Regions from separate parts of the Homo sapiens genome. Here region 1 is linked to region 2. Evidence: read pairs that join two places in POLR2A ChIA-PET (ENCODE). Cell type or tissue: PC-9. All regions are shown on one strand.

What was found. ChIA-PET counts read pairs that join two places held together with the same protein. Peaks named below come from ENCODE experiments on the same cell type or tissue, not always from the same donor. Only the 100,000 strongest peaks of a DNase experiment are listed, where the experiment ranks them.
Region 1: POLR2A ChIA-PET joins it to region 2 with 7 read pairs; 2 of 35 experiments call an interaction of 5 or more read pairs at or near these places.

The regions. Positions count from the first base shown.
Region 1 is chr20:59,062,737-59,065,236 of GRCh38, reverse strand. It overlaps LOC124904943 (a long non-coding RNA gene), which reads right to left and starts at 1,787. Exons shown (of 2, transcript XR_007067680.1): 1 at 1,598-1,787; 2 at 1,031-1,450. RefSeq lists an enhancer at 589-1,788. In PC-9, no CTCF peak of the experiment used is centred here; a DNase peak (open chromatin) is centred at 1,306; H3K4me3 peaks cover 651 bases; H3K27ac peaks cover 472 bases.
Region 2 is chr20:58,895,563-58,898,062 of GRCh38, reverse strand. It overlaps GNAS (GNAS complex locus), which reads right to left. Exons shown (of 13, transcript NM_000516.7): 2 at 2,379-2,451. Among named protein-coding and RNA genes, the nearest start is that of GNAS, 5.4 kb to the right of the region's middle. RefSeq lists enhancers at 1,492-2,085, 2,086-2,500. In PC-9, no CTCF peak of the experiment used is centred here; no DNase peak of the experiment used is centred here.

The DNA of each region.
Region 1 (2,500 bases), 170 kb before region 2:
CAGCTACTAGGGAGGCTGAGGCAAGAGAATCGCTTGAACCTGGGAGGCAGAGGTTACAGTGAGCCGAGATCGTGCCACTGCACTCCAGCCTGGGCAACAGAGCAAGACTCTGTCTCCAAAAAAATAAATAAATAAATAAGATCTCTAGCCTGCTGTACTATTTAGTCATTTAAAAATATATATCACGGCTAATTTTATAAAAAGACAAATTTTAAAACTAAACTTTCAAAAACTACAGTATTTAATTATTGGCTTTGCTTAGTTTTTATAGATAGAAAAATTTTTACTCAGTTGGTAATTCCTGTTTTTATACTTATTACCACAAGCTTATGAATTACTAAAAGAAAGCCAAAATCCCAATTCCCATAGGTGAATGTTTTTATGTTGCAGAATTGATTTTGTATTTAGAAGTACAGAGGTGCATTGCTTCTTAGCCTTTGGCTAAGATCAACTGTAAAAGTACAGATGTGGTCTGACTAGTTATTTGGTATTTATTCCATGTCAGCTATAGTATTGTTTAAATATTATTTTTGTGAGTATATGCTTGCATAGAATCATTCACTGAATAACTTAACCACCTCATCAAATAGAATTTACAAAGGCTTTCATGGGGTAGGGAAGAGATTTTGGAGTAGTTAAATATCTTTCTATTTTCCATCAAGAAAAGAAAACCAATTAAATTAATTAAAGCAGGTACCACTTAAGCCAGGTCGAATCTGGCATGCCAGACATATATAAACAAACAGCCTGGGCTGGTCAAGTCTAGGCATGTTATGTAATCATAAAGCCTATTCAGCTCCGTTTTTCTTTGGGGTTAATTCTGACAGCTTCAGCAGTGAATGGTCTGTCGACTGTACCCTCAGCATAAGGACCCATCAGAAACAGCAAAAGCTGTCACAAAGCAGAAGCTGGTAATCCTACTTGCAGAGGTGACTGCGATAGGGAAGGAAGCCAGGCATCTTTGCTATTCACTATCCCCTAGCAATTTTCTTTAGTTAGTGTACAGAACATGGTAAGTTCACTCCAACTGTTTTGATGAGTTTCTGCCTACTTCAAGCACTTCTGAGTTTATTTTGATTTGTAACTTTTGCTTTTCTTGAAGTCGAGCATAAATTACTTTTTCTTTTACAAAGCAATATAACCTTCCATCACCAGTTTAGTTTTTTCCCCATAGAATCATTTTGATTCATAGAAGAGCTTCACTATTTTTAAACACTGGCTCCGGGCTGACGTCATTATTCCTGACCTGCGTATGTCTCCTGCAGCACCAGAGCCCTTTTCATTAGCACCTTCCTCCAAACTCTCCGCCTAAATCTCAGTGACTCATTCTGCCATCACGTAGCATCCATTCAACGCCCACACGGACGTGGGCCTGGCAGTGTCCGGCGTAAAGCTTTGTGCCTGTCTCCGGTCTCTGGAGAGGTTAGATCTGCTGAAGCAATTTAAGAGGCTGTGTAGAGAAAGATAAAGCAGTCAAGCAACACTTCAGATAAATCAAAAACAGAAAAGAAATCACAGTGAAATTATATAAGGCTTCGGTGTTTGTGGTTTGGGAATTAGGAGGGGCTGTGAGAGAAATATATACATATGTACTCACGTATTGGAGGAAAGTGCAGCAAAGGATGAGGCAGAGAGACAAGGGCATGCACAGCCCTCCTGGTGCCAAATGACTTCTGCGACATTCCCCTTGTTTCTAATCCCAAGTCCGGAAGATAACATTTGACAGCCCTGTTTCCACTCAGATTTATCGGTGTCGATTTGTTTATCTTGCCGGAAGGAAAACTGAGGTTGTGCATATGATTTTGGCAGTGTCGGATTTGTCGTTATGCATATTATATGTAATCATTTGAAAGTGATTTTCCTCCATTTGGGCCGTTTAGTATAAAAAGGGGGAAAAAAGTCTGTTCACTTTGTTTTCCTCGGATAATCTATCAACTTCTGAACTCCCTCTAAAAATGGGCCTTACATTCTCTGCTGTTTTAATGTATTCTAACATTTTATCTTCACATTAGGAAGACTGATATTTTTTGCAAAATAATACTGTCTATTGATTTTATGTCCACCCTCACAACATACACCAAAGCTATTTTCTCCCACTTAAAATCACCCATTTTTAATGTCCTATAACTTGAATTGGGTGGAGGTTAAGCAGGTGTATATATACGTAAAAATTCATCGAGTGTACATTTAGGCAGGTGTATACATATGGAAAACTTCATTGAATGTACATTTAGGCAGGTGTGCACATATGGAAAAATTAGCTGAGTGTACATTTAGGCAGGTGTGTATATGGGAAAATTCATTGAGTGTACATTTAGGTGCACTTTACCATTTGTAAGTTATACTTCAACCAAAAAAATTTAATAAATTCATCTATTTTTCTCTCTGCACAGCAGCCATTTTCTTTCTGGTAGTTGTTATTTTATTGCTAACACAATATTTTCACATCATAAAAGGAATTTTTTAAATTCACCCAGAATCTCACTGCTGTAATAAAATG
Region 2 (2,500 bases):
ACCTCTGTATTTCTGAAGGTCAAATCAGTATTATCTTACTCTTAAAAATGTAATCAGCATGGCAGCCCGCAGAGAGTTAAGGCAAATTTAATAGCTCAGCCGAGCCCTAACAAAACGCAAGATCAGGGAGGAAGAACCCTGTACCACCCAGACCACCCTTTAGGGACAGATGTCACTGTCTCATAGGGAATTCCTAGTTAAGAAGGAAATAGCTTTTGTTGCAATACCGCAGTGAGGAAAAAGAAAAAAGGAGGCAGTTGGATGAGATAAAAATAAGGTATCTAGGCTCCCATGAGGAATACCCCTGTAAACCCTCTCACAGGCTAAATTTAACGTATCTGTGCCCTTGTCTGCAAAGAAGGCAAACTGGGAATGTTGCTTCCTCTTTCCAAAAAGAAAACAGAAAAGAGAAGTTCTGGTTTAAAACCCTTGCCTGGTGTTACAGGCTGGCTCGCTTAGGGAGGAGAATCCTTTCTATAAAAATTTTTAAATTTTAGGGCAATCTGTAATGAAGCTGTCAGTAATTTATTTCAAAGGTGACTTAGCTTCCATCCGACTCAAGCTAAGGTAAACAGTGGCTGCTGCATCTTTGAAAAATGCTAGCCATGTCCAGTTTTCATCAAAATATTTATCTAGAGGATACATGGTCAAATTATTTTTGCTTAACTACTCTCATGAATAAGTAAGTACTCCTGCAAGTTGCAGGGGGAAAATTTATGCAAGATTTTTCTTCAAATGACAGATTCATGGTTGGAAGTCTGTCTCAGGGTTATTTATTTATTGTCAGGATGGCAGTCTCCGCTGGCAGGGCTTTATCGAGGGGTGTGTCAAGAATTAATTTCGGAATTGGTTGGTGACAAGTGATGCTGACTTACTCAATAGCACGTATGTGCATGTTGATAACCCATTGAGAGTCATAATCAGATGAGTGAAGAAGCCCCCTGTGCATCCCAACCAATCCTTCTGAATTCAGGGTTAAAGTAGAAAAAGCATCCTCAACTAACAGGACTATTCGTATGGGTGATGTCATCCTTCTCTAAACAATTATTTGATCTAACAAATTCTAGAATTCTCTATAAGGAGCTGCCTGCCTTGCTCTGAAAGGTGAAAAAGTTCACCTTTGTTTCCTGGATGCTTAGTGACTAGTAAAGGTTTTTTTGTTTGTTTTGTTTGTTTTTTTGGGGGGTGGTTGGTATAATTAAACGCTACCACCTTGACTCCAACTCCCCTTTTGAAATGGAAGCTGAAGCAACTCAAGGTTAAATTTTCAATCGAATCCAAGTTTAAGAAAGGGAACAGGACTGTGCCAACCAGCTAGTAATTACAAACTAGTGCCTTCAGGTGCTTGAAATCTAGTGCGGTTAATGCTCTCATACCAGTGAAAACAGACTGGTCAACTTAGTTTTTTTGTTTTGTTTTTTCTTTTTCTTTTTTTTTTTTTACACGTTTTGTTACACGAGAACGATGGGTAGGCCCCATCTGGGGTCTTGGGGAGAAAAGCAAGTTCCCCGATTTATTGAATGTTCCCTGTTTGCATTCCCCATGCCAGGCAGGGCTTCCTAACTCGTCTCACAGGTCTAATACAAAGTCTCTCCTGTTTAATCTTCATTCCCACTACGGATTGCCACATTGTGCTATACCAGGATACCTGGGAGGACTTCTCAAAGGCAAAAATGCCCCTCAGTGAGGCTGGGAGTGCCTAACTCCCAGTCTTTCCATCCTTTAAATAAATGTTCCCTCTTCTTTTCTGTAGGCAGGGGTACTGATTTGTTTTTTGTTTTAAAGGGAAACAATGATTTACCCATAATGGTAATTTAAAGGGGGACAAAAAAAATGAGAAACTGTAAACACGGGCTGCCACTTCCACATCTGTTTCTGGTGAGAATATTATGGAAACAATGTTTCCCTAATAGTTTAAAACATCCTGTGTTGGTTCATTACATTGAAATCTGCGTGAGGTGGGGTGGGGTGAATTTGCAGTGATCAGCGTGGGCCGGACGAGGGGGCGGCCAAAGCCACGTTGAAGACACTGCAGTGATGTCCGAAGACTGTGGCAGGGACCTGGCCCGGAGAGGGGCTGTCACGGGGCCAAGTGCTGTCAAGCGTCCCCTGCAACCAGGCACGATTTTCTTGGGATAGGGAGATGTTTGTCACAAACACTGGTGCTTTCATCAGTAGTATTTGTTGCACCAAAGATCCAAGGGGGTGGGGGGTGAGGGACCCTAAAGAGCCCTTCCCAGGATTTTCTAATATGTAAATCAGGAAAAATTAAGTGAAAACTGGCTGCCCAGCCCCCAAAGCCCACCTATACTTCCTAAAGGTTAGTATAAAGTCTGTTCCTCTTACTTGGTGCCCCCCTGCACAGATTTGACACTTACTCTCCATTAAACCCATTAACATGCAGGATCCTCATCTGCTTCACAATGGTGCTTTTACCAGATTCTCCAGCACCTAGAAAATGAAAGTAAGTCTCAGGTTATGAAGGAGGCATTTTAACACT